Linked DNA regions of Homo sapiens: region 1 is linked to region 2. The links are chromatin loops, found by intact Hi-C in ENCODE. Cell type or tissue: ascending aorta. All regions are shown on one strand. Links, peaks and the distances in the headings refer to the core of each region. The heading gives the core; the rest is flanking DNA. Region 1 has its middle 160 kb from the start of PCDH18. Region 2 has its middle 54 kb from the start of LINC02511.

What was found. Hi-C counts contacts between places; a loop is a spot of excess contacts. Peaks named below come from ENCODE experiments on the same cell type or tissue, not always from the same donor. Only the 100,000 strongest peaks of a DNase experiment are listed, where the experiment ranks them.
Region 1: a loop joins it to region 2, with 2.3 times the contacts of the local background. A loop is called at or near these places in 2 of 110 quality-filtered maps.

What each region holds. Positions count from the first base shown.
Region 1 is chr4:137,372,092-137,381,656 of GRCh38, forward strand. No RefSeq gene overlaps it. Among named protein-coding and RNA genes, the nearest start is that of PCDH18, 160 kb to the right of the region's middle. In ascending aorta, for the core only: no CTCF peak of the experiment used is centred there; no DNase peak of the experiment used is centred there; H3K4me3 peaks cover 730 bases; H3K27ac peaks cover 1,518 bases.
Region 2 is chr4:137,262,445-137,272,009 of GRCh38, forward strand. No RefSeq gene overlaps it. Among named protein-coding and RNA genes, the nearest start is that of LINC02511, 54 kb to the left of the region's middle. In ascending aorta, for the core only: no CTCF peak of the experiment used is centred there; no DNase peak of the experiment used is centred there; H3K27ac peaks cover 459 bases.

The sequences.
Region 1 (9,565 bases), core at 3,119-8,118, 110 kb after region 2:
GTTGATGTATTTAAGAGAAAGGACACAAGAAAGAAAATGGGAAAGGAATGGAAGGTACTTACTTCACTTACACTTCTACTGTTTCAGCATTACTAATTTCTGGATGTGAAAGTCCTCTAAGTAAATTACTCATTAGCAAATCAGCAGCACATTATTACATTCTTGAGTAGAAATATTTTGTGCAATCTAAATACAGAAATAAAAGTGGTATTAAAAATACTGCATATGAGACAGATAAATTCCTCTTCACTGTAGGGTACTACAAGGACCATGCTTACATAAACAGAATAACATAATTGAGATGAAACAATTCTATTCCTAAAAAGTTTTCATGAGTTCTTTGGAAATTAGCTAACTCTGAGGATATCTGGCCTGCAGTTTCCTCATGCTGGATGCAATAACTTCCCTGATTGGTCATTTGCAACTCCTTGCTTATCCTTTAGTATCTGGAAATTTGATCAATTATTTGGCCTGAGATAGTCTCCCCCATTCAGGTGGTTTCCAATGATAAAATCAAAGATGACTCTTTTATGGTTATGCTTCATAAGTGAATTCATTTGGGGTATCATATACTCACACATTTTTTCTGCAATAAAATCTTGGAGCATGTGCTGAATTCCTATGCAAGATTACTTCTCCCTTCTTATCTGTGTGGCCTCAGTTCTGGTCCTAGATAAAGTCCTAGGAGACATATTTCAAACTCTCCTCTTGATCCATTTGAAGCCCTCCTCTATATGAAGTGAAAGGCAGGGACCTGTCCACCGCAACCTCTTATAGTTGGGGTGGGGTGAAGAAATGGGATTCAGGCCACAGCAAGAGTTCTCTATTCAAAAAAATTTTTTTTCCCATTCAGCAAGCCTTCTCTCTGCCTCAAAATCTCTTTCCTAGGCTGCTAAAGAAAAAAAAAAACTATTCAGCTCAGTATTGTCTAGAAACTTCAGCTGAAACAAAGTAAAAGGATTGTATTTATAATCTTCTTGCATAGTTATAATCACATTCTTTGAATTAAGGTAGGAGTTCTAGATAATCCACTGAAGGAAAGTGACTTGTGCAAAATAAGAGAACATGAGATCATATTGCTACCCTGACAGCAATAGAGGTGGGGAAGAGAAATTACCTGCAAAATGCATGGAAAGAATGTGTTATTGAGAACATGTTTTGGAAAAAGAGGTCAAGAGAACAAGATGATTGGGAACATTAGCACTGTTACATCTACAATGCTGTTACCCACATTACTTTGGGGAGTTTGCTGTGTCTTCAGCATACAACTGCTTTTATCTGTAAATGGAATGAGTTTTAACATTCATTGACAGGGAAACTAACAGTTCTTGAAATTTTATATGACAAATCCTGTGATAGGCATGTCCAAATAGATAATTATATCCCAACAGCCCTAAAGGCTATAGTAAATAATTTTCCCATTTTATAAACAAGTAAATTGCCACATGAAAAGCTAAGTTTTACTCTCAGAATAACTTATTGAGTAACATGGCACTGTTTTTGTTCAAAGCTTATTGTTCTAGAAAGTTGTCTCTTCATGGACTAGGAAGTTTTTATTTACTTTTACTACAGTTTTAGAAATTTAGAATGAGTCATTTGATCTAAGTATGTCCTATTGAACATTATATATTTCCTCTAAGGTCCATATTACATGTCTATTTCAGCTATGATCTTGTTAATATGCATATATTTAGAATTTTTAGCCCTAAATGGTGAATCAGTTTTAAAGTTTGCTTAACCAGTAATGTTATAGGACTACCAAGTTCATATGCCCACTATGTAGTAACATACCACTACACCGAGACAGAAGGGTTTGCAGCAGAGGAGGAGTTTAATGACACACAGCGGCCATGTGAGGAGATGGAAAAGACCATAAAATCAGTCTTCCCAAGGAGTTCTGGGCTGGGGATTTTAAGGAAATAATGGAGGGCGAGGTGCTAGAAAAATGGGGTTGTTGATTGGTCAGGATAAGGGAAATGAACTCATCAGGATGTGGAAACTGCGTTAGTTGCTAAGTCAGCTCCTCCTGGGGTCCTTCATACCAGCTGACATCAGTAGTTTCATTGGTATCCAGAACCTGAAGGAATATCTCAAAGGGAAAACAACATTTTACAATGTCTACATTGTTATATACAGAGCAGTTAAGGGGAACCATAATCCTGTGATAGGGTCTGAGTGATTCTGGGGCAACAGGCACCAAACAGCTATGAGGAAGAGGGTCAGAGAGCAAGCTGCTTAGTGATTAAGGCTGAACATGCTGCAAGCTTGGTTTATTTTCATTTCTCCCCCTCCCTTCTTCCCGGGTTAATTTTAAAATTTATGGGGATAGTTTCAGTAACTCAGGGAAAGTAAAAAGAAGACAAGAATCTGGAGCACAATATTGCTAGATTGTATATTTTGGGTTAACCCAGAATAATTGTGTCAAAAATGTTCTAGTTTGGCCTGGAGAAGTTATCAGTTGCCACTATAATCAGAAAGAGCATGGGAGCCAGCTGCTGGAATGAAAGGATGGAAGAAAAGAGTGAGGAGACAAGTTTCCTGTATCACTAGGCTTTGTGATCAACTTTGGGTGCTCAGCAATCTTTTGTTAGTTTGAAAAACCTTCAATTTAAGAAACTACTAATTGCTTTTTGTTGTTTTGATTTTGCTTAATTGACGTCTTTAGTAGTAAGCAGCAGACAGAATTTAGCAAGATGATTAGACTGAATTTGCAATTCATGTACACAAAATATGTAATTTCTGATTCATTTTCCCACTGTCATAAAAACTATACTTTTAATGTGCAACTGTGGATATGAATTTTAGTTTTTATTTCTCACAATGTTTTGGTTGGCTGTAGTGTGTAAATGACACACTTCCTCATTTATAGTCAAATGCTGTCTTTGGTTCCCAAATCCTTTTCTTGCCTACAGCAACTTCACCTGAATATACTTCCTTAAAATGTAAATAATTTTGTTAAGAAATAAATCCTTAAATTTGAGGTAAACTACAGTGACTTTTAGGTTAGTGACTGATCCTCAGCAGTTGTTTCAGATTGATGCTTAATCAATTTAGTGTTTTTAACAAAACATCAATTTTTAAAATTAGCTCCTCAAGATACAGCTTTCATGGAAGAGAATAGCCTAAATGCCTGTCTTCCTTTAATTGTTTGGTTAGCCAGGGAAGAAGGAGGTACTACCATGAAGCGACATGCAAGTGAAGTTCATTGCCATGGTTAGTAATGTTTTCTGAGTGGTTAGTAATCACTGTTTTCTGAGGGCTATCTAGGGAAAAAATGAGATGGTGAAATTCACAGTGGTTTAAGTTTCTGTTAAAAAAAAAAAAAAACAAACTTTCTTTCAATGTATTTCCCTTCTATGCCCTAATTTCATAGACCATGGTCAAAATTACAAGTTTGGCATCTCGAGTTTCTGGGGCTATAACAATTTTTCCCAGCTAGTAGCAGATTCATTTCTGCTAAAATTCTATTACTCTAAGCTATTTCTCTCAAGGATTGTAACAATTCTTCTGAAAACAGATCAGCAGCTTTCAGTATAATCTGACTTCATCTAACTGGAACAAGGTCCACTTCTGGTAAATCCTGCAACTGAATGTGACAGGAATAGAAAACTCTATTTCAGTGCCTTGCAGGGTGTGATGAAAGGCATTTGGAAAGTGATTTGGATTATTTTTATTGTTTTTTTAGACCTAGGCTTAGTATTAGCTTTTGTTCTGTTTTATTTTCAACAATGATTTAGAATGACAGCATTTATATTTTAAGTAGAAACAAATTAAAAGACAGCTCTCTTTCAGGTGTTTGCTAAGCATACAAGTAAACAAAGGTTTTTTTAGAAACATTTTAATATTATATCATCCAAATAAAATAAGTTCTGAAATAAATGCTGAATTCTACACTCATCTATGTTTATTCACAAATGTTTATAAACACACATGTACATATTTACAGCCTAGTACTGCAGATACTAAAACGAAAAAGAAAAAAAAATCACCTTTGTCTTAACATATAAGGAGAACAGAAAAGAAGCAAAGAGAAAGAGGTTAGCAAAGAGGAAAGAAAGCAAGCAAGAGAGAACTAAAATCATTTGAACTATATTTCTTTTAATAGTCTACAATCACTTGAGATCATTTAAAGCTTCATTTGGTCAAGAAAGTTATTTACTGCAAAATATTTTAATGACATAAAAATAACCAATTAGATATGTGTAGAAAAAATATTAAACAATATAGGAACAATTAAATACAAGAGTCATAAAACAATATTCAAGGAAGAGAAGGAATTATTGGAAGCTATGAAAGTTGTTTGTTTTATACTGTTTGTTCAAGAACAGATCATCTGGAATTAAGACAAAGATTTTGGAGGATATTCCTGACAGAAAAAACAGCTTGCTTAATATGGGGTCCTGTGTAATCTCACACGCTGTGGAAACAGAGTTGGAAACCAGACTAGGAACAGAAAACAATATAGGGCTCCCTATTAGAACCGTCAACCAACTTATACAGAAGATGGCCCAGAACCAAGAGCTCATAAAATAAGAGAGCAGAGAGAAATGGAAGATTCAACAATCTCCATATAAGAAATCAACATGGCATTTCAGAGAAGATGTGAAGTAAGAAATCAGAGGAAGACATTTACCCCCCTTTAGGTAAGGAAAAAAGACAATAGCCAACATACAAAAGTCAAGGAATATATAGACAGTTTTACCAAGTCAAAACAGAGAACTAGGCAAATGCAAAAAATTCAGAAATACACAAATAGCAGATGTCAAAACAAGGTAGTCTGGGCACAGTGGCTCACGTCTATAATCCCAGCACTTTGGGGAGACGAGGTAGGTGGATCATCTGAGGTCAGAAGTTCAAGACTAGCCTGGCCAACATGGTGAAACCCCCACTCTACTAAAAATACAAAAATTAGCCAGGCATGGTGGTGGGCGCCTGTAATCCCAGCTACTTGGGAGGATGAGGAAGGAGAATCGCTAGAACCTGGGAGGCGGAGATTGCAGTGAGCCAAGATCACACCACTGCACAGGTGACAGAATGAGACTCTGTCTCAAAAAAAAAAAAAAAAAAAAGGAAAAAAGAAACAAGGTAGATATATCTATATATCAAGTAATCATAGTAGGTGACCAATGAACTGGGCTCAGTTTGACTTTGAATTTCAAATAACTTTCGTCTCAAAAGTATGCTTCCTGTTGGGGTAAGAGAGAATCTCTGGGTAAGGAATGGTCAATGCTGATAAAATAAAAAATGCACATTATGCAGATTAGTAAGTGGGCATCACTTGGGGTACTGAAAAATGAGAGCTCATTTAGATGTCAGCAGAAGTTAATAGAAGAAAGGTAAATGAAAATATAAAAAGGAATTGTTGGTTGAGCAGAAGAATCAACTAAACTAAGTACCTTCTGGTATAAAAAGATTCTAAAATGTATAATTACACAAACATAATACAAGTTTGTTTCTTTTTCATGTCAATAGTAATGGGTGATACCACCCTCCATGCACTTATTCAGGACCTTAAGTTAACAGAAGTTCTGTGATTTTTTAACACATGGCTGTAAGTGGGTTTATCTTCATTCCAAAGGGTAGAAAAGCATTCTGTACTCTAGCAGTCAAGAATATGCTACTCTCAAATCTCTGACTATGGGGAGTAAAATTGACTATGGTCTCAGCTGCTGTGCTTTGAAAATCAACACTGCAATTATGCCACACTTCCCACAGGCTGCTCCCAACTGGTGACTGGGCATGTCAAGAATAATGTTACCAAAATGCCAAGGGTTTGGTCTAGGTCCTGTGGCTCATCACACATAAAGCCAATCAAAGAGACAATGAGTATTGCCACGGAAGAAGGCTTTATTTGGATGCTGTAGCCAAGGAGTTGAGAGGTAAGTCTCAATTCTATCTCCCCCACTGACTTAAATTAGGGGTTCATATAGCAGTGAAGAAATCTAACGATATGTGGAAAAATAGGAATTAGGGAGAGGTAAGGAAGCGGAGTTGGTCAACAGGCAGCAAATGGTCAGTGAGGCAGTCATAATGGACGAGGGGTCTGGTGTTTCATTGTCCAGATGTAGTGATCTGGTAAATTTCAGTTCCTTGGTACTATCTGGGAGGCCTGATGATCAATTTCCTGAGAAAGGAACTTTGATAAGGCAAATGCAATTTTCTCAAGTTTTAAGACTGGGAGAGTCCATTTCTATGTTTATAAAAAAAATCATAGACATAAATTCTATGAGGAAATTTGACTGGTTTCACTAACGCAAGACTACTACTCCTAGGGACAAGCACTCCTGTAATGTGCATCTTTGGCTTGAGAACCCCCAGTCTGCTTCAGTGAAACTTTCTTAGAATTGCACTATAGTCTAAGACTTTTCTATACAATTTTCCTTCCTCCAACATCTCCTCCATAGGAGTCAGACCTACATCAAGTTCTGAGCAGTTTCCCAACCTCTTCTGACTCTTCATATTCCTTCCGATGATTTTCCCCAATAAATCACTTACATGTCTAAACCTGTCTGCTATCTGCTTCTCAGAGGACCCAAACGAATGCAAGGAGTGCCAGAAAACAGGCGGTAAAATAGGGTCTGGTAATAGGTCACTCACTAATTGGCAGGCAAAGAGGATGTCATCCTGAAGAATATGGGAAACATAGTCCCTGCCACATTGTGCAGAGAAATGGCTTTACAGATTTAATGATTCCAGCAATTCAAAAATATTATGGCAATAATGCTTAAAAGGCATCAGAGCTTATTACTGCAATTTTGAATAAAAATGCTCAAGCTGCTGTGACTCATAGTGGAGGAGGAATAAAAAGGCCAAGTACAGTGGGAATGCTGAAATGAATATATCATATTAGGCCAAATAATACCACCATGTTATATTCCATGTGAGATTCCAAAACACATACCATTTTCCAAGGCCATCAGGAATGTGCTGGTGAGAGGATTACACAAAAATTACACAAAAAGTACAGTTGTGGCCCTCCTCTGCAGTCACAGAGCTTTCTCTTTAACATCCATGATAATGATGTGCCAAGACGTAACAGGAGTCAGATGGCAGTGTTTAGCTGCCAGAAACCAGAAGCCCCAAATTACTGTATGCACATCAACATTTAAGGAGCAGCCAAAAATTGCTGACTGATAGTGTGTTTGAAGATGGCTCCTAGGCAATGGCATCTCTATGGGAAAATAGACACCTAGTCAATAAAGATGCTGCTTAAAATTTACAACCAGAAAAAGGCAAGAGTGAAGACACAGGAGGTTGACGGCAGTTGTCCCAGTAAGAAGTCAGCATTATTTGACCAGTTCTCAAAGTAAAGAAGTGGTCAGGTGTCTGGAAGAAAGGTCCCGCCACACTATGGCAAATGTATATTGTAATCATTACTCTAGTTCTTTTCTAGAGGGACCTAAGACCACTTATTCTGATGAGTATAGTGAAAAGGAAAATACTCAAATGTTTTGCAGAGCCCTGGGTCTAGTCTACATTGATACCCAGAGACCTAAATTGGCATTAAATTTCCCTGTTACAGCAGGAGATATTTAGTAGGTAGAATGATCCCCACACGCAGCTGCTGGGATGTGGAGTAAGAATCTATTCTTATTGGAATCATTCCACCAGCTAAGTAGACAAATGACTAGGCCAGCAGCCTTTAACGAGTCTTTATCATTGGCCACCCCATGATGGCCAATGATAAAGGCATCAGAGCTTATTACTGCAATTTTTGCAGGCACCCCACTAGCATGATGGACACATTAACAGAATAACATCTGTGTTCAAGACAAGGGACTGTCTTAATCCAATATCATTGTCTCCCACTTTCCAATCCCTGTTCACTATTTCCTCTGAAAGTCCAATGTGTCAGCAATAGAGCCCAGTGTTATGTACCCAATAGCAGGCAAGGCTAAGTAGAAAGCTCTGTTACCATCTTCCTTAGCAGCCAAAATTTAAATCAAAAACAGTATTTTATCCAGGGATGAGGGATGATGGAGATTAGTGTTACCATTAAAGGAGCAAAGGATGCAGAGTAGTAGTCTTTAGCCTGTCTTTGTTTAATTCACCACTCTGTCTCTTGTAGGTGGATTCTGTAAAATATATGTAGATTGTAACTGGATTAACCAAGCCCCAATCCCAAGCACTGTGATGTACGTTGTATCACTGCTAGAGTAGAATAATAAGACATCAAGTACATGCTATTGAGCATAAATAAATCATTAATTAAATAGTTATTTTTATTCCAGCCAGAAAAGAACAGAAACAGTTTTTATTCACTTAGATACAACAATATTTATTTACAATTTCTCCTGAAGACTATGCTAATTTTCATGTCCTTGAAAGAGAATGGGAGGAAATATTGCTAATGGGCAGAGATGTGATTTGTGTACTGGGTCATCCAGCTAGCATGGAGAAAAAGTGACCCAAGTAGAAATTAAAGGTCAGTGACAAATGGCCTGGGCATCTGGTCAGGGGCATAGAAGAGAAAGGACAGGAAAATCAGAGACAAGCAGGTCTGGGTTAAAGACTTGTGAAGGCATATATGGAATGGGCATGAAAAGTGAAAACTTGTGTATCACATAATGATAGCCACAACAAATCCACCATGAAGTAAGCACTGAACAACTAAGTAGACAAATGAGTAGGCCAGTAGCCTTTAGCCAGTCTTCATCATTGGCCACCCTAGAGCTAGCATGATGGACACATTAACAGAATAACTGTGTTCAGGACAAGGCCTGTCTGAGTCCAATAGCATAATCTCCCACTTTCCAATCCCTATCCACTATTGCTTCTGAAAGCCCAATATGTCAGCAATAGAGACCAATGCTAAAGTAACCAATATGGCATTAATCCTCACGTAATAGCCAATTACATTGAGCCACTTCCATTCTGGAAGAGTTAGTAGTTGTTTCTCACAAGGACAGCTACTTATTTTGTGTATCAGTTTGCCTCTTTTTCCTACAGATCCTCCGCATAATATCAACACAGCATAATATCCAACCAGAGGCCTCATTTGATAATATAAGAGGTATGGGAATAATACCATAGCCACGTGATCTACTGGTCATATAGCAGCTCAAAGGCAACACTGTGAAAACATCCTTCAGGATACAGCATATGCATTGAGAGGGTACTAATCACCGATAGGAAAAATGCATGGGTCCAGAACTTAGTAGTAGAAACAGGAGTAGCACAATTACCATCTGTGATGATTTAATTTTCTATGTCAAATGGGCTGAGTCACGGTGTCCAGATATTTGGTGAACATTGTTATGTATGTTTCTTTTTTAATAAGATTAACATTTAAATATTGGTAGACTTTGAGTAAAGCAGATTACCCTCCATAATGTGGGTAAGCCTTGTCCAATCAACTGAATATTTAACATAGATATTCACTAAAATATCTTAACATAGATATCAACATGCATTTTATAATGATTTTAATAACTTCATGATATTTCATCAGCCATTTGTACCGTTACTTACCTAATTAGTCCTCCATTATCGGATGGCAGTTTTTTTTCATTTCTCTTGTTCTATAATTATAAATAATGCTACATGATACTTCTACATGAGATTC
Region 2 (9,565 bases), core at 2,749-7,748:
CCAGATTTGCATTCCATACATAAAACTGTCAACTCACATTTCCATGATAAATGATGAAAAGAATCAAGGTGTACTCAGGCATATGAGCATTGCATTTATTTTCTGGGCTAGCAAAGGCATTATCTTTGTGTGTCTGATTCATTTGTTGTGCTAATTTTCAAGATACTCAATATTTTACCACAAAGTTAACATGATAGGTATATCTTAAAAGTGTCAGTGAAAAATATTGCAGTTTTCACAACTCTACAGAATATGATCCAGGAAGTTTTAATTTTTAAAAATTATTTTCTAATACATTGCTAGTTTTGGTAAAACCCTTACCAAATAATCAGCAATTAAAGAAAAATATGTACTCTCAGCCTCCAAGTACTAAATTGACTACCTTAGAATAGAACATAAGCCTTTTTTAGTATCTAGTAATATCGGTTATATGAAATAGAAAGAAAATATACTAATGCTTTCATGTGTTATACAGATAGCTCCTGCAAAATAAATGACTATGTTTAAATAATACTTAGCATAAACATGTATGCCTACTCAACATATGCATAGGATCTTAACACTTCTGAAACTGAACTTCTCATATTCTCCTTCAAACCTATCCACTGCAAAGTTCCCTGAGATATATCCAGTTCCCACTACTTCCACAGCTACTCTTTCATCTCAGATGATATTATTCTTTCTTCTATAATGGATATCTAGACTCCCTGCTTCTATCACTGGCACTGCTAATGCCCTATTCTCAACTATTCTCAATACAATTACATTGAGATCCCTTTAAGACAAGCCAAATCATGTCACTCTTCTGCTAAAAATCCTGCAATGTCTTCTTATTTTACCCAGAGGAAAAGGTAAAATTCTTTAAAGGGCTTATAAAAGCCTCTTATGATCTAGCCCCTCATTATCATTCAAAGTCATCATCTACCGCACTGCAATCTTCCAAACAAGACTGCCTCCAGTTACACTGGGCTCCACTCCATTGTTCTGATTTACTTACCTTAATCCTGCTTTGGGATTAGGGCATTCATTGCACTCGATGTCTCCTCTGCCTGGAACAAGCTTCTTAATTTCCCCAACCCCAAAAATCCATAAAGCTAACCCTAATAATCGAGTCTTTACTTTCTCAACATATCCTATCCAGGTCATTGTATTTTACTCTGCAACCCCAACCCCTGTCACTGCCATATCTCTCACACTGTTTTACTTTTACTTATTTGTCTATATCAATTAGAATATAAACTCCATAAAGCAAAATATCTTGTTCATTTTGTTCAAAGATGTAATTAAATAAACTAAAACAGGTCCCTAGTAAGCATTCAACAAATATTTCTAAGGGAATAAATTGTCTGGATTTATTACTAGTGATAAAGCATACATGCACAATTTTAATTCTAGAAACAATAAGATGAGCAGTACAAGAAACACAAAATGCTATTGGTTGCAGAGGGAAAGTAATGTCTTGATTAAGATGCAAAGTAAAAATGAATACTTTACAGAAGATTGTATTTCAGATAAGACTTTAAGGATTGGTAAAATTTTGACAAGTGGATAATAAAGGTGTGGGTGCTACGAGAAGCAGTCGAAAGAGGGGTTAAGAACGAAACTGACTACTGCTTGCTTTTTATGTTTCATCATTCTACTCCACACTGGGATAACACAGATGAACAACCTGATCACTAATTTCATATTGCTTGCTGCTAGTGAAATGTGTGTGTGTGGGGGGGTCTATCGTAATTCTAACAATCAATAGCAAAATAATGTACTAAAATAAAGAACATATAGAAGACTCCTCTGAGAAGACTTCTCAGAGAAAGTTGAAAAAGCATAAAAACTTTAAAAAATCAATTTCATTCAATAGTCCATAGACTTAGATTATATAAAACATTTGATGATGCTGTCAACATGAAAGCTCAGTTGCAGCTGATTTTATAAAACGTATTTACTTCACAGTTTAGTTTGGATATACTGTTGGCAAGGTTCTGGATCCCTAACCTACTTTGTCTAGCCACAGGAGTGGCATCCAGAAAGATGAATAAAAGGGAAGGTTCAGACAAATCCGTGACATTCCTGGACAGAAAAGTTCTCCCACTTCATTCCTATTTGTCCTATTCCAATAAAAGTGGTTGGGCAATTTAGAAAAAGATAAAAAGCGCTTTTTCATTACTTTTATTATTTCATTACTTTTATCGTTACTCACAACTAAACTTCAGGCCAATTCTAAACTTTTCTTCTTCTACCATCAGCCCCACTTAGTTTCTTCAACCATTTCAAAACACAAAATCGCCTACAAACAAACATTTTCAACAGGTGAGAGGGGAAAAAATGGAGAACAGAGATTAACATATAATGCCTCAAGAATCCACTAACAACAACACAACTGTATCACACACCTCACACTCTACAACAACAAAATAATAGTCTCCCCAAACCTACATAGGAAAAGGAATGTTCATACACTCTACTCTTTCGTCTGCAGTAGTTTTGAGTTTCATTTTTATTCCCTTGTCCTTTCTACCAAAGCTAGATCTTTCTCTTTGTGTTTGCATTTCCCAGAAGTACTAAGGGAAAAGAAAACAGGGCAACTGCTTCCCCTTCATTTTTGTTGTTGTAGTTAACTCATTTTCACCCAATCTTGTGTTCAATACATTCTAAAAGAATAAATATAATCTCTGCAATGGAAAGCAGATGCTTTTCTTCAAAATATCTTCTCATAATGGCGCAAATTCTCTTAAACAGCAGCGGCTACACTTTATCTCAACAACTTTTATTAACATGAATATTATATAATTATAGCTGTCTTTTAATGTTGATGTCTTTGTAAATACCATATATTAATTATTACAGTGGCTGCAATGTTACAATATAAATCAATGAGTCAGTGCATAATCAACAAGGTAAACATCAGTAAAATGTTTTACTGGAAGCATTTGCTCTTAACCTCTCTCCCTTTCTGTATCAGCTGATCAACACCATTATCTTTTTTTTTTTTTTTTTTTTGAGATGGAGTCTCGCTCTGTCACTCAGGCTGGAGTTCAGTGGCACAATCGCCACTCACTGCAACCTCCATCCCCCAGGTTCAAGCGATTCTCCTGCCTCAGCCTCTGGAGTAGCTGGGATTATAGGCTTATGCCACCACGCCTGGCTAATTTTTGTATTTTTAGTAGAGATGGGGTTTCACCACCATGTTGTCCAGGCTGGTCTCGAACTCCTGACCTCAGGTAATTCACCTGCCTTGGCCTCCCAAAGTGCTGGGATTACAGGCAGACACCATTATCTTTTGATAGCGGTCTGTTTCATCATCCTTGGGCCATGTTTTTACAGAACTAAAAACAAAATATGCACAGATACTGTGCAAATATTTTTAAAACATGTGAACTTAGATTAAAATAATCTTGGAGAAAGGAGGAAAATAAAATTCATCTTGTTTCACCATTATTATTTTTTACTGGAGAAACCGATGACTGGAACTATTAAATTACTTCCAAAAGAACCAGGATTGGAACTCGGGTTTCCTACACTAGTTTCTGTGTTCTCTTTTCATTTTAACACATGGCCTATTACCTCTTTATATTTTATGGAGAATAAAATCATCACAATAGAATGCTCCATAAAATTATACATATGCCTTAAAATTTTTACATATCAATATAATCTTTTTGTTGTTAAATCCGCAGTCCATCCTTTTAGCTATTTCAGTTGCTGGGGGTGCTATATAAGATTTTAATTGTGCAATATTGAACATTTCACATAAAAGAATGATGTATCTCTTGAGCTTTCAGGGAGACAAGAAAATTTAGTCTACGGAAGAACAAAAGCAAACAAAAAGCAAATAGGAAACTTCTCTCATGAGAAGTAAACAATAGTACCCCATTATAGGGGGTGTGATGGTTGATATTGAGTATCAACTTGATCCAATTGAAGGCTGCAAAGTATTGTTTCTGGATGTGTTTGTGAGGGTGCTGCCAAAAGAGATTAACATTTGAGTTTGTGGACTGGGAGAGGCAGACCTACCCTCAATCTGGGTGGGCACCATCTAACAGCTGCCAGAGTAGTTAGGAGAAAAGCAGGCAGAAGAACCTGGAAGGACGAGGCTGGCTGAGTCTTCCGGCCTCTGTCTTTCTCCCATGCTGGATGCTTCCTGCTCTGGAACATCAGACTCCAAGTTCTTCTGTTTTTGGACTCTTGGACTTACAGCAGTGATTTGCCAGGGGCTCTCAGGCTTCAGCCACGGACTGAAGGCTGCATTATCAGCTTCCCTTCTTTTGTGGTTTTGGGACTTGGACTGGCTTCCTGGCTCCTCAGCTTGCAGGTGACCTGTTGTGGGACTTCACTTAGTGATTGTGTGAGTCAATTCTCCTAATAAACCCCCCTTCATACATACATCTATCCTATTAGTTCTGTCCTTTTAGAGAACCCTGACTAATACAGGGAGAAATGGAAATATATTTGTTCCAAGACTCCCAGTAGATGCCTAATACTGTGCTAGTGCCAAAGCTTATACATACACTATATGTTTTCCTATATATTGATATTTATGATAAAGTTTAATTTCTACATTAGGAACAGTAAAAGATTAACAACAATGACTAAAAATACAGTAGAACATTTATAACAATATGCCAGCATCACTACTCTTGCACTTTGGCACCATTATTAAGTAAAGAGTTAATTGCACAAAAACACTGTGATACCGCAACAGTTAATATCATACCCCAGAGGGATACTAAGTGGGTAGTGTGTGCAGCTTGGATACACTGGACAAAGTGATGATTCATGTTATGGGTGGAACCAAGTGAGATGGTGTGAGATTTTATCATATTACTCATAATGGCACACTATTTAAAGCTTATGAATTATTTCTGGAATTTTCCATGTAATATTTTTGGACCCTGGTTGACTGTGGGTAACTGAAATCACGGAAAGTGAATCAATGGATAAGGGAGGACTACTATAATATTTTAGACTACAATCTTAAGTATTATAAGCCTACAATTTCACATGCCGCTGCTTTCACATTGTTGAACCTTGTGGGGCACAAAAGGCCTAAAGGTGAGTCTCCTTGCTCTCAACAGACATACTCTGACCCAGCTAGTTGGATCAGGTGAGGCAGCTGCTCGCCATCTGGTCCTCAACCTAACAGGTTTTTTATGCCTGCCACCTCAAACAAGTTATTAGAACAAGTTCGTATCTTTCTCAGGTACTTCACCCTCTCATTACTACCAAGCCTGCCTCCCACAGCCCTTGCTTGTTCAGCTTTGTCCCCTGTGCACCCTCTGCATGGCCTTGTGTCATGCCTGATACTACTCTGGAGCTATGGGTATGTTTTAACAATAAACTTGTTTGATTTCATTTGTGCAATATTGGTCATCATATATTTGTTTTTTTTTTCATATTAGGTAAAGGAGACGATATCTTCCTCACCAGCAGGATAAATAATAGGTGATCAAAAGACCCCAGAGCATGGTGCAAAAAAAAAATATGAAACAAACTAATTTTCCTCGATCTACATTTTGGAAAACCACTGTTATATTTTTCAGCTCCCAGTGGGAGTTTTTAATGCCTTTTTCAGCAACAAAACAAAACAAAACAAAACATTGCATTACATACCATAGGAGAGTAATGGAAAAGAGAAACAAAAATCCAGGATTAATTCTAAAGTCTTATATTCCTAAACACTATGAATATAGATAATAGGTCTTGATTTAAAGCTTTCCATATTAATTTAATCCCTTGTAAACTCTGCTGTTTCATAGAAATTATACTTTAAGATGAAGATTAAAAACAGAAAAAGAATATTTTGTGTCTGTTCATTCATGTTATTCCTTGATTCATTGTAGCATAATGAACAAAATTTTAGTTTAAGATTAAAAACTTGCAATTATGGTGACAGTTAAATATATATTATAGAAACATGAAAAAACTACAACTCTTTATGACATTCAGAGATCATGAAAACATGCTATTAAGAGATTTTCAATATAATACTAGAGTAACTTGGAAAAATATAAACTAATAATTTAAAAACTTTGTGAAAGTCAACAGATAATATTTTATAATATAAAGTTAACATTCATTTTTTAAAACTTCAACTCTAGAGCCTAGAAGATTTGATGAAAGAGAAACTTTTTTATTCACTTTATTGATAATGTTCAATTGTAACATTTCTGCTGCATTTAAGATAGCACAATCTCACCTTACAAGCAAATTACTCATGTCTATTTCCTATCTCGATAAGCACACCTAAGAGCATACGATTTTGTTTCCATTCACAGATGTACCATAGATACTTATGAGGAACATTTCCACATGTTGCACACCTCCTTTAATTTTGTTTGTTAGTTGGTCCTTGTAGATCAACTTTATGGGTTTTATCTTGACCTATCACATTTATTTGTAACATATGATAATCTGAGCAAGAAGGCAAATGCACTTCCATTTTGACTCTCAACCTGGATATACATATTTCCCTGACAATGTGCAGCCTCCATTGTGAAGACTGAACTTGAGGATGTGTCTTAGAAAGACTCACCGGAACATTAGCCAGATGTTAACAATGTATATTACTGCAGGTCTAATTTGTTCTGAAAATCTCTTTGTGAACTTGACAAAGCCATATGCCTCAGTATGTTCTTTCATCAGTTAAAAAAAAGGGGTTTGGGACTATTTCAGCAACAAAAATGCTATGAATATAATATTTTGACTAACTGCCTTTTAAATTTTTATATATTTTCCATTTGCATTCATTTAGGATATGTAATATATTCATATAGTTCAAAATGCAAGAGGCATACAATTTTAAAGAACATGTTGAAGGCCTACCCATCACTGTCAGCCTAATTTAGCCCACCTCAATGCTTTTGAGGTAACCACTGTCATTACTTTTGGATGCATCACTCCAAGGTGGCTTTATGCAATTATAATTGTATACAATTACTTTCCTCTTTCTTCCAAAAAATAAAACTTACTCTATACAGTATTCTAAAGATTGGCTTTTTCATCATATGTATCTTGAGCTCTTTAATATTATAATATAGAAAGTTATCTTATTATCTTTTTCTGCTTTATGATAATGGTATTATAGTTTATTTTAGTAGTCCTTTATTAATAAATACTTGGGTTGTTCCCACTTTCTTGGTGTTACAGACTATATTTCAATGTATTACTTTATGCAATACTTTATCCAATCTATGCAGAAACATATGTAAGATAAATTCCCAGTGAGATGTGTTGTTCATAGGCTAGAAGCATTTATTTAGAGATATTGCTAAAACTTGTTTCATTAGAAGTACACCATTTTTTCTCCCACCATCTATGTATGAAAGAACCTGTTTCTCCTTAGTTTGGGAAAGAATATTTTCTCATCATTTTGCATGTTTGTTAATCATAAATATAAAAAATAAATCTTGCTTTATTTCTAATTTGCATGTCTCACGAGTAAGTTTGAAGACTCACAAAAATTATTTTTTGAAAACATTTGAATTTATTTTTCTGTGATTTCTCTCTTCAATATCTCATATTTTATGTATCTGTGAAGTATTTGCATGTCTTAGTCCATTTATGCTTCTATAACAAAACACCTGAGACTGGATAATTTACATAAAACAGAAATTTATTTTCTCACATTTCTGGAGGCTGGGAAGTCTAAGATTAAGGTGCCAACATATCCAGTGTCTGGAAAGGACTGCTCTCTCCTTCCAAAATGATGAGTTGCATGCTGTGTTTGTGAGAGGGGAGGAATGGTATGTCCCTCCATGACAGAAGATAGAGAGCAAAAAGGGGTGAACCTCCTCTGTCAAGCCCTTTTATAATGGCATTAATTCATTCACAACGGAAGGGCCCTCATGACATAAACACTTCCAGAAAGGCCCCACCTTTCAACATTAGTACATCGGGGATTTAGTTTCCAACATATAAAATTTGGGGGACATATTTAGGCCATAGCATTCTACTTCTGGCCCCCAAACTTTACATCCTTCTCACAAACAAAATACATACATTCCATCCCAATGGTACCAAAAAGTCTTAACTCATTCCAGCACCAACTGTAAAGTCTAAGACGTAAGTCTTACCTAAACAACATATGGGTGAAACTTTAGGTACAATTCATCCTGAAACAAATTCTCCCACTGTAATCTTGTGAAATCAAACAAGTTATGTCCACAATATAATTGTGGGACAGATATAGGTCAGATATTGCCATTCCAAAAAGGGGAAATAAAAAAGAATAAAGGGACAACAGGTCCCAAGTAAGTTGAGAACCCAACAGGGCAACATTAAATCTCAAGGCTTGAGAATAATCTTTTACTCCATGTCCTACTGTCCACAGGCACTGAAGTAAGGGGTGAGTCCTCAACGCTCCTGATGGCCTTACTCCTACAGCTTTGATGGGCATTGATCATGCTTCTCTTACAGGTTGCAATTAGGAGATCGTGGCCCTCCCAAGCTGGTGTTACATGCTGTGGCTCTACAGTAAGGGCTCTTGAGGCAGCCCATCCCCCATGGTTACTATACAGCCTTGCCTAACCAGAGACTGTGGTGGTTCTGCCCCTGCAGCAGTTCTCTCCCTGGGAGGCTTCTGGAGACATCCTTTGAAATCTAGGGGAGAAGGCCAGCCCTCCAGAACTTCTGTATCCTGTGCCTACAGAATTAGCACCATGTGGTTGCTGCCAAAGCTCACTGGTTGTGCCCTCTGGCATACTCCAGCATTAACTTCAAAACTGTTCCAGCCTCTGCAAACAGTCTCATTTATAATAGCATCAAAAAAAAAACTACTCAGGAATAAATTTAACCAAGGAAGTGAAAGATATCTATACAACTATAAAACATTGATGAAAGAAATTAAAGATAATATAAATTAATGAAAAAATATTCCATGTTAACGGATTGGAAGAACTAACATTATTAAAATGTCCACATCACACAGAGTGGTCTATAGATTTAATACAATCCCTATCAAAATTCCAGTATCATTTTTCATAAAAATAGAAAAAAAAATCCAATAATTTTTATGAAACCACAAAACATCCTGAATAGCCATAAAAATCTTGAGCAAAGATTGAAAAAGAACAAAGCTGGAGACAACACACAAACAGATTTCAAAGTATATTACAAAGGTATGGTAATCAAAACAGCATGGTACTGGCATTAAAAACAGACACATCAACCCATGGAATAGGATAAAGACCCTAGCAATAAACCACACATCTATGGTCAATTGAATTTTGAGAATGGTGCATGAACACTCAATTCAGAAAGAACAGTCTCTTCAATAAACTGTGATGGGAAAACTGGATATCCACATGCAGAAGAATAAAAGTAGAGCTTTATCTTACACTATGTACAAAAATCAACTAGAAATTAATCAAATTCTTAAATATAAAACCTGAAACTGTAAAACTAATAGAAGAAAACATAGAGGAAAATCTCCATGAGATTGTGCCTTATTGGATAAGACACCAAAAGCACAAGCAACAAAATCAAACGTAGACAAATGGGATTGCATTGAACTAAAAAAACTTCTGCATAGCAAAAAAAATTAATAAAGTGAAGAGACAACTCATAGATT